Linked DNA regions of Homo sapiens: region 1 is linked to region 2. A link is a loop called in an ENCODE intact Hi-C map of the cell type or tissue named here. Cell type or tissue: heart right ventricle. All regions are shown on one strand. Links, peaks and the distances in the headings refer to the core of each region. The heading gives the core; the rest is flanking DNA.

Region 1 (5,464 bases), core at 348-5,347, 150 kb before region 2:
TGATCTCCCACCAAGTTCCTCTCACAACATGTGGGAATTATGGGAGTACAATTCAAGATGAGATTTGGGTAGGGACACAGAGTCAAACCATATCAATGTGATCACCTTTTATTTAAAAAATTGTGCAATCCTATCTTCTACTGACGCAAAAGTTCAGCCTTTTATCACTTGGTGTTTCAGATAAGAGATCTGATAAATAAATAGCCTTAAATTAATTATCAGAAGATCTGTTCATCTTTCATCTGTTAAAATATGTCCCACAGTTACAAAGTAATTAAAGTTCAAACACAAGTGTAGGTATAAAATTTTAGTGGCTTAAAACTGTCAAGCATTTGTTTGTAAATATCCCTTGGATGAATACAGTCAATTCTCATCAAGCTGAAAGATGGGGATGGTTTTGGTGTACACGAGTTACTGATGAGAAACTGAATAACGCTGTCTGGAAAAAAAGAGCAATAAAATACCAAAATACTCTTAACTAATAGCATAGAGAGAGAGAGAGGAAGAAATAGCTTCAGCTAGACTGCCCAGAGATATGTCTCAGCAAAATGAGCTTCTGTTACTGGGGCTGATCAAGAATGCAGGAGATAGATATCATGGGAATAAGAAAAACAGTGCCTGAATGGTACATCAGCTTGACTTGATGGCCCTCTAGGGCTTTCTTGTTCTTGTATGAGAATGTGCTTCTGTGTTCATTCATCAAAGATGGCGCTATAGCATTTCATCATAGCAAAAACATATTTTTAAATTGAGCTCTCATGGAATCTGTTATACATGGTTTCCTCATATGACACTTATGATTTGATGCTTCTGCTTCCAAGGTAATCTTACATAACTCACCTTGAATTTCATTTACTCTACTTGGCCAGAATTATATAATACATGAGATTTTACATACGAGAAAATCATTGACTAATAAGGTTTTATGAGTCAAAACAATGAAACTTTCCAGCTAACAGAGATTTATTTTCTCCGTTAACCTCATCATATTGATTTATTGTTCAGAATTATTTAAAACTAGACAGTAATTTGCCTCCTTCCACAACTTTTTTCTTTTTATCTATCACTTTGTTATTGTTTTTTGAGAATTCTTCTGGACACAGACTTGTGCCAGAAAATTCAAGTAGTTAAAAAACAAGTAACTCATATGAAGCATATTTTCAAGTACATTTTAGTATCAGGATAGAGGGCTCAGAAATGCACAAAAAGAACTATAGATACAGCTTAAACATGTTAAGAATCTTATAGAGAATAATCAAGCTAGTATGACAACACCAAGAAAGGATAGAGCATATGCAGGCATAACTAAAAGATTAAAGAAAGCAGTAAAATTAAAATAGTTCATAAACATTGATAGAAATTAAATTAATGGGGTTGGAAGAGGAGTAGGACAAAAAAACAGTGATTTTAGGGGGAAATGAAATCCACTTTGGCTGACATAAAATATTTAAAGAAATAGTAACAGAGTAAATGAGAACAGATCTTAGGGAAGTCTAAATACTGAAAGCCTGAATTTTAGTAGGCAAAGGGGAATGTGAAGAATTTGAACAGCTGACTGTCATATAAGATAAGCTTTAGGAACATCTTCTGACTTGAAAAATGTCTGAAATGTTCTTGGTGTCTTTGAAATTTAGAAAACTACATGGATATGTCTGAACATGGCTTTTTTTTTAACAGCTCCAAATCTCCTGTTCATTATTGCACTGTAGTCAAAATACAGTATTTGCTTCTGGTTTCTCATCTTGTTATGGCTTTCTACATTGTTCTACTTAAAACTCAAGATATTTTCCAAATGTGTCCTAATTATTTTGCTTTTGGCAACCCTAGTCTAATTGCCACTGTCATGTCATCCTCTACTTCAGTACATAAGTCAAGAAGTAGGTATTTAATTCCAAAATGCAATTTCAACCACGCTACTCTTGTACTAAAACTCTTTTAATGGCTGCCTATTGTTTAATTGACTACAGGTTTAAATCTAAGATCTTTTACCAAGAATTTAAGTACCTTTGTGATCTGACTCATGTCTTTCTTTCCAGCCTTATTACTTGTCCTTCTCAGAATTTTTTTCTATGTAATAGTCATTAAATAATAATTTCTTTCCATGTCATGCCCTCATATCTTTGAATCTGCCATTGTTTCCACCCAGAATGATTTTCCCTCCTTTGTCTGTTTTTATATCTTCCATTCTTTCTTGATAATATACTATAAGTATGCAGAAAGGCTTTTTCTTCTGACTTTTGCAGGCACAGTTAGTCTTCCTCTAAAATGTGTTCACAGACCCCCAGTACCACTTTTGGAAATGCAAATATTTGTTCCACTAGACTGTAAGTTATTTGAGTCAGTGCCTCTCCAGGTTAGTAGCGGAAATATAGCAAACATAAATTTTTGTTGAGTGAATGAATAAATAAAGTATCCATTCTACAGGATAGAAGCAGATACAAAACAAACATAAATATCTGTTGAGCAGATGAATGAATAAATAGGTATATCAGAAGGTTTTATTGCAAACAAATAAGAAAAATATGTGTTTATGGTAATTAGTGTATAGCTATGCTTTTAACTTGAATCCTCCTTTAGTTATTGATCATTTCTGATAATTTGGCATAGTTGAGATAATCATGGACACAGGACAAGTTTTATTGCTGCCATTAATTTAAATGTAGGCAGTTACAGTAATTTATCCTGTAAGTATTCATCTTCAGCCTGCTTAAATATTATAGAAAGAGCAATAATTGCTATAGGCAGGAATATTAAAAATGGTGATAGATAGTAGAAACCTGAAAAGGGTTAAATCCACAGAGATCTGAAAATTGGTTAGTTTGTCAAATCAAAAGCATAATGATTGTGTATCAGAAGAGGGCAGCAAAGTGCAGCCCAGGCCAAAAATCTGAACTTGACCAAGTGCCCTGATGTGAGATGAAGAGTATGACTAAAGACCCCTGGAGAGTGAGTGCAACATTTAGCAATAGAGAAGTGTAGGAGAACCAAGAAACTAATCCACTGTCTTTGTACCAAGGGCAGTAGCCAATATAATATATAAAATTTTATAAGAATATAAAAGCAGTATTGTTTTCACTCTCATTATCACATTTTAATCTTTGAAACAATTCTCCATGGCATGGATAACTAGATACTGTGTGTGGGAAACAATACTCAAAGAAGGAACTACTAGGAGAGACCAGAGCCAAGACTACTCTTAGATAACCCAGTCTAGGTGAGCATGAGGAGTGTCAGGTTGAGCAGAGGGAGAGTCTTTAAGGTTTCAGTCTAAAGAACAAAGGCCAAGAGCAGGGTCCAAGTATCACAGCAAAAGGAGAGCAGCAGGAAGCCAGAATTAGGGGACAGGTTGAGAGTCTGGATACATGATAGCTTTTGGATGGGATTGTGGGGATTAATTCTGAAGTCTTGGATAGCATTCCTCCTGACTAAAGATGACTTGTCATGCTTGTATCAGTGTGAGAACTCACATGGCTAAAAGAGATTTGTCCCGTTGGAAAACAAACCTTTTGATATTTCTTCATTGCCCAAAGTTATTAGTATGGCATTTAAAGTTGAGAATGATCTACTAATAACATTGCTATTTGTAGTCTTACTGCCTTCTTCCTATTTGATGCACTTACAGCATTTTATATATATTTCCTTTGTATAATTTAAAACATTGTATTAAACTTTTGGTTGATATATCTTTTCTCCCCGTCTTGTAGTGAGGTTGTTTCCAAAGGTAAATGTAGAATAGTGTTTTGGCTCTCCAGCATTTTTGTTGAATGAGTATGTTATTAGTACTTACCTCAGTATAGATGAATATGTTTTTTGCACTGTCATAGAGCATAACATTTTGCAACCAAATTATAGTTCACTGTCTACTTGTAACTAAAGTGATCATTACAGCCAAAATTAACACAAGTATTTTTGTATTGCAATGACAGAGGGATTCTTTGAATTGGGGCCTTATTATTAGAGGAAGTAAGTCCTAAGAAGCTCTATCGTTCCCATAAGCCTGTCAAAAAACTGCCAATGCTCAGGACTTTAAACATTTCTGCTGTTTTAATAATATTTGCACAAGGGCATAATCAGAAAGCCACAATTAAAATACACATTACAAGTGCTTACCTATCCATCTTCTCCCTTGCCCTCTATTATTTTCGAAGCCCTAATGACAAAAGAGAAAATTGCTCCTACCAGATTAAAACCTTTTGGTTTCTTTTTTACTAATAAACACGTTTTTCCCTTGGCACTCACAAAATGTAAATATTTACTTTGTAGGTTATTTTAATTATTGGATTACTCTCTGAATTATTTGAGTCACACTCAGTGCTTTCTAATTATTATCACACTTGTTTACATTTCTCTTTCTTAAATTTTAATCAGTGTATTTTGTGCTCAGTGAAGTAGCATGTCTAAAACATATTGCTTCAGACAGAAAATTAATATTGCTCAAAGATATAAAATTAATATTAATATTGGTTCAAAGATAGAAAATTAATATTGCTTTTAAAATTAAAAGTTAGGAGAACTACTTACTGAAGGCAAGCTTTATGCAATCTCTTACTCATTTTAACTGATTTAATAACAGAGCCCATATACCAATATCATGGTTGAAAGGCTTTGTGGAGAAATATTATTTTAACCACTGAAGTACCAAAAATAAACCTTCTGAAGCCATTGCTTAATTTCATATCTATATTTTAAAAGCATATCATAGGACATGGATGAAGCTGGAAACCATCATTCTCAGCAAACTATCACAAGGACAAAAAACCAAACACCGCATGTTCTCAGTCATAGGTGGGAATTTAACAATGAGAACACTTGGACACAGGAAGGGGAACATCAGAACCCGGGGCCTGTTGTGGGGTGGAGGGATGGGGGAGGGATAGCATTAGGAGATATACCCAATGTAAATGACGAGTTAATGGGTGCAGCACACCAACATGGCACATGTATACATATGTAACAAACCTGCACGTTGTGCACATGTACCCTAAAACTTAAAAGTATAATAAAAAAAGAAAAGAAAAAAAAAAGCATATCATAAATTGTTATGGATTCATTCTTCTCTTGAAGAATATTTTGCTTGATTTTGGTTTTAGCTGATATAACATAAAGTTCTGAGATTAATAAAAAGTAATTATTATAGTGTACCCCCAAATTTTTTTCTAATATTTTCTGTTTTAACCAAGTCTGTAATGCTTTCAGTGATTATATGGAAAGCAGCCATATAATTTAGATTTTTAAATGGCATAATCAAAATTTGCCCTTTGTTCCTAAAAGGACTTTCCATTTTAATAACAATACATTTATGAATGTATGCTAAAGTATAAAATGTTCAAGTATAATATTTCTGCAATTTTGTTGACAAATTAAGGCTAACATAAACTCTGAAAATGTACTGTTTACTATTTCCGCTTCCAGTATCTAAACATTTGAAGAAATGTTTCGAACTGGAGCGAAAGTATTTTATACT
Region 2 (5,464 bases), core at 335-5,334:
ACGTGGCATTATATGGATTTATATATTATAATCTTTCTTCAGAAGACATTAAAGCCACTTGCAATAATTTAATTAGTAGTGACCAAATTTGTATTTTGAGCTAGGTAATGTGCTAACTGTGTTTTAGTGAGATAAGTAAAAATAGAATGTTCCCTGCTATCTAGTCCTTTAATGAACAGATTGACTAGCACATGAGAAGTCAAGGGCCAAATTCTGTGAAATTAGCAACTGATGCTGCTAACATAGAATCTAGAGGTAATGATGCAGAGCACTGCAATAAGGTTTTCTGTAGAAGTGAGGAGTGGTGTATAAGTGTAGAAATATATACATGTAATGATGGACAGTCACACATTTTCATTTTAGCATCCTACATGCAGGATTTGTGCTTTTATTTGTGCTCACACATAAGGCTCACAAGCGACCTTTTCTTCCAATAGGGGATACTAGTTACTATGTCAAATGCAAGTTGACTCAAAATTAGGAGTAGGCTAACTCCAAGTTTCTGGGCTACTGTTTATATTGAATATGTTAGTTAAACCAGACCAAAATGTGGTTTGACAAATTTAATTTTCTACTGACCAAACTGACCACTTATTTTGAATTTGTATGGATACTGCCTTGGAGCATAATTCTTGCCACAAGAACAAACAAAATAAAGCAGAACACTTTTACAGGAAATATATTAAGGACAGACTTTCCCTAGTGAGAGTGCAAGAACAAGTCAAAAGAAAGACTTTTAAAATAATTATTCTGAAGTTTTAAAAGTTATTATTTTATGTTAATAATTCTTCTGTGTTCTTAATTGTCTGAAAGCAATTACTTATACTTGGTGATAATTTATGCAGTCAGCAATATTATATATAACTTGCCTTATGATAAATGCACCAATAATTTGAGGAGAAACACATAAACTTTACATCAGAAGCTTATATGTTTAAAAGCTTTACATTAAAAAACTACTTCTAGCAAGGAAATAAGTTGACCCAACCTTTTATTATTTTACCTAGCAATTGCTGTTAGCACTTTTCAAGTTGCTTTTCAAAACAAAAATAAATTGCATTTAGTAAAAGAATCTGGGTACAATGTCTGGGACATGAGAGTGAATATGCTATTATCTATTACTAAAACCAAAGGGCCGTTTTTCACTTTAATTGGGCACATAGCTATCATTTTAAAGAAGATTACAATATTATTTTAAAAATAGTTACTATGAATAAGAATTTGGAAGGTGCAGAAAACTATGTTTGAAATGAACAGTATATATATCAGGTCAGATATACAGAAATGTATACCAGGTTAATATACAGATAAATAAAACTATTTTATAGCCTATATGTAGAGTTTCTTTCAGTATTTAATAATGTATTTTCTCAAGAAAGCCAAGTAACATAAAAAATAATTGGCCAAACATTTGCCTATTTTAAAAATTCTTATATCCTGATGGATTTAGATCTTCCTGCGAACTTAGTATTTTCTTACAGATATTCATGAGTGTTGGAGGGGTGGCTATTGCTAGAATAAAGTGCTAGTACTGGCTAGTGAGCTATGTCATGGACTAATTCAAATGGATTTTTAAATCCAACAAAATTATAAATGCTTACTTTAAATGGGAGTACACAATGAACTTTCTGAGGGGAAATACCTTCAATAGAGTGATCATATGTCCTAGTTTTCTGGGGCAGTCCCAATTCATAATTTCAGGCTCAAAAATGCTCTGGTTTGAAGAAAAAAATATTATTCAGTATATGGTGAACTTAGCCATACTTATCAATAGAGCAATGACAAGTAGCACATAAATACTAAGAGTGTGTGAGTAATTTATTTGGGAAACCCAAATCTTCTTTCCAGAAGAGTTTAAAATAGTTCTTACTATTTCTAGGATGGTTTTAGTTAGCATCAAAAAAGATGCCCTTTTTAATTCTGGATATGCATTTAATGTGGATTTATTCTGAAATGCCTCTTATTTGCTAAATATCAATCTTGATTGTGAAAATAAAAGGTTTATTTATATTTGTATTTAGGCATTTCGACTTAAGTAGTATTTGATTAAATGACCAATCCCTATATTTTACATAAATAATTTAATCATTAAGTTCTAAAGATGCCAAATAGTATTCATGTCTTTCCAGTTATAACGAACTATTTTCTTCAGCTATCATCATATTTATATAACTTGTAAAAACATTAGCAACTTATATTTTTATTTTCTTTAAAAGCTTATTCATATTTAATGTTAGTCAATAACATACAGTGAGACTTTAAACATTAATGACTATGGAACTGTATGTAATGCATATATTGAAATGTATGATGGATTTGCCTAGGAACCCTTAACACCTTTGAGAAAGTGTCACATCTTTCTTTTTACAGTTTTGAGGAATCTATAGTGTCATCCTGCCATCTAGTGTTAGACATTCTCAAATTACAAAAAGTTGTTCTCTGACCAGAATAAAAATGAAATTCTATTGCTTTTTCTCTAATGAAAAAAATCTCAACAACTAGGGAATATTTCTAAGAAAACAGTCTATGTACTTGATAAATATAGTTACAAGGGGCAGGTACTTAATGTAGACTATACAAATTAAAGCCCATATAGTCAATGGAGAATATGTATTTCATCGAATTTTAAGTGCAAAGGAAAACAATGATGTAATAAATGTTAAATCACAATGTAATTTTAAAATTACAAATTAAGATGGCATACCTTCTTTTGTCTTTCTATGTATTTATCACTCCATCTGTATTCATGATTCAAAGCTAGAGATGGCTAGACCAAAGAAGACTAACTCCTACATATCTGATCAGGAATACAAATCAAATCATTGAAAACTAACAACAGAGTGATAAATGTCTCTCATGTCTGATAAACAAGGCTCTCACTATGTTAAAGCATGGAAAGCATCTGTTCCACCACTATCTGTTGGAAACAAAATCAATCATTAATTCACTATGATCCTGCTCTGGCTTAATGACTCCCACCCTGCTAACATTGCCATAGCCAGTAACTACTTGCATTTGCCACCTGAGGGCATGGGAACTGGCCCACCTAGTATGATGTAGCTCCTCCTAACACCAGTGTATACTATTTTGAAGCCTAAGGATTGTCTCACTACTGCTACTGCCATTGCCCATGCCACACATGATTCCCAGGGGACTAAAAGCCCACCCACCTGCCTTGCCCAATATTATCTCTGCCACTACCTGAGGAGAGTTGCTTGAAAGCCCCCAAATTAGCCTGTTTGCACCTGCTAACATTGATGTCCATGTGGGCTAACCAGAGACCCAAGGACAGGAACACTTGGCCCACCACTGCATCCACTGGGTCCTGAGGACTGGCCCAAGCAGAGTCCCTGTTCCCAGCAAAATCTCACCACAGCCTGCAACAACAACTGCAGCCTAAGCCACTGAGGAAATCACAAACACCACTGATGTTATTTGTAGCTGCAGATATTACACAGAGACTACATTCTCAAAATCAAAGCTAAAGTGTCCTACCCAACAAATACCATAGATATGTCTTCAGGAAAAAGTCTTCCCCTATGAAAGCCAGTTCAATGGACAAAAATAGAGAACCCAGAAATATATTTACATATCAAACTACCATCTAGTTTTCAACGAAGGCACCATTCAATAAATAGTACCAGTATCCAGAAAACTGGATTACCATATGCAGAAGAATAAAACTAGACCCCTATCTCGTATCATATATAAAAGTCAACTCAAAGTGGATTAGAGACCAAAATATAAGTCTCAAAACTGTAAAACTACTAGAAAAAAATAGGAGACACATTGATCTAGTTAAAGATTTTATGTATAAGAAGGCAGAGGCAATAAAACAAAAATAAACAAATGATACTATACTAAATTAAAAACTTCTGTATAGCAAAGGCAACAATCAACAGAATAAAGAAATAACCTGTTGAATGGGGGAAAATATTTGCTACCTTTTCATCTGACAAGGGACTAATAACAGCAAAAACTAATAACTCAATTAACAAGTAGGCAAAGAACATGAATAGACATTTTTCAATAGATGACATACAAATAGTCAACAGATATATTTTTAAAATGCTTATTATCACTGATCATCAGGGGAATGAAAATCAAAACCACAATGGGATGTCATCTTACTCCAGTTAGAATGGTTACTATTAAAAAGACAAAACACAATAGATGTCGGTGAGGATGTGGAGAAAAAAAAAAAGCTTATGTATTGTCAGTGGGAATGTAAATTAGCATAGCCATGATAAAAAACAGTATGGAGATTTATTTAAAAACTTAAAAACAGAACTACCATATGATCCAGCAATCCCACAGTATTCACAGGAAAGGAAATCAGTTTATCAAAGAGATATCTGCACCCTATGTTTATTGCAGCACTATTCATAATAGCCAAGATATTTAATCATCGTAAGTGTCCATCAGTGGATGACTAGATAAAGAAAATTTGGTTTACCTACACAATGGAATACTACTTGGCCATAAAAAGAATGAAATCTTGTCACTTGTAGCAACATGAATAGAACCGGAAATCATTATGTTAAGTAAAATAAGCCAGGCACAAAAAGTCAAATATTGCCTGTTCTCTCTCATATGTGAAAGGTTAAAAATTTGATCTCCTGGTGATAGAGACTAGAATAATAGTTACTAGAGTCTGGGAAGGGTGGGTGGGGGATAAAAAAAAAAGATTGGGTAGTGGTTACAAACATACACTTAAATACAAGGAATAGGTTCCAGTGTTCAAGGGCAAAGTAGAGTGACTAGAGTTAACAACAATGTATCATATATTTTTAAATGGCTAGAAGGGAGGACTTGAAATGTTCCCAATATAGGAAAATGGTAAGTACTCAGGTGGTAGATACTTTAAATACCCTGACTTGATTGTTACACATTCTGTGCACCTAACAAAAGACCATATGTACCCCATAAAATGTGTGACTATTATATAACAATTTTTTAAATATGTGGAAGAGGCATCAAAACAGAGTCTGCTACAAAGGCTGTTGCAGGTAGGCAACACTTGCTCAAGTGCTATACTTGGATTGCTCCTAGAGCTTGGAGACCAGTGAGCAAGAAGAGAGACACATATGTGTACATGAGGACACAGAATGTAGGGCCATGTTGACTGGGGTAAGGAATTTGTATTTTACTCCATGTGCAAGGGGTCATATAATCCAAAGTATGTTTTAGGAACATGCTGGTGGGTCTGGATGAGGTTTGGGTCAGGAGAAAAGTACAAAAACTTTCTCTAGAAATTTTTTATGACTTTCTACAAAGTATTAGTTGAAGTTAATATCCTTAGTTTTAATCACAGTCCCTTATATGTGATACTCTTAAAATTCATTTCTCATGGCATTTTTAGATTCAGAAAATAAAAATGCTACAATTAAAAGGCTCTCTTTTTTGGATTAATTGTAAGGAAGGATAAAACTAAATTTGATTTTGGATTATGTCAACTATTCTA

Evidence for each region. Hi-C counts contacts between places; a loop is a spot of excess contacts. Peaks named below come from ENCODE experiments on the same cell type or tissue, not always from the same donor. Only the 100,000 strongest peaks of a DNase experiment are listed, where the experiment ranks them.
Region 1: it touches region 2 in a loop (7-fold over the local background); 40 of 110 quality-filtered maps call a loop at or near these places.

Annotation. Positions count from the first base shown.
Region 1 is chr2:187,296,457-187,301,920 of GRCh38, forward strand. All of the region lies in intron 2 of CALCRL-AS1 (CALCRL and TFPI antisense RNA 1), which reads left to right. Among named protein-coding and RNA genes, the nearest start is that of CALCRL, 150 kb to the right of the region's middle. In heart right ventricle, for the core only: a CTCF peak has its summit at 2,858 (motif pointing right); no DNase peak of the experiment used is centred there; H3K27ac peaks cover 1,672 bases.
Region 2 is chr2:187,450,862-187,456,325 of GRCh38, forward strand. All of the region lies in intron 2 of CALCRL-AS1 (CALCRL and TFPI antisense RNA 1), which reads left to right. Among named protein-coding and RNA genes, the nearest start is that of CALCRL, 5.3 kb to the left of the region's middle. In heart right ventricle, for the core only: a CTCF peak has its summit at 2,395 (motif pointing left); no DNase peak of the experiment used is centred there.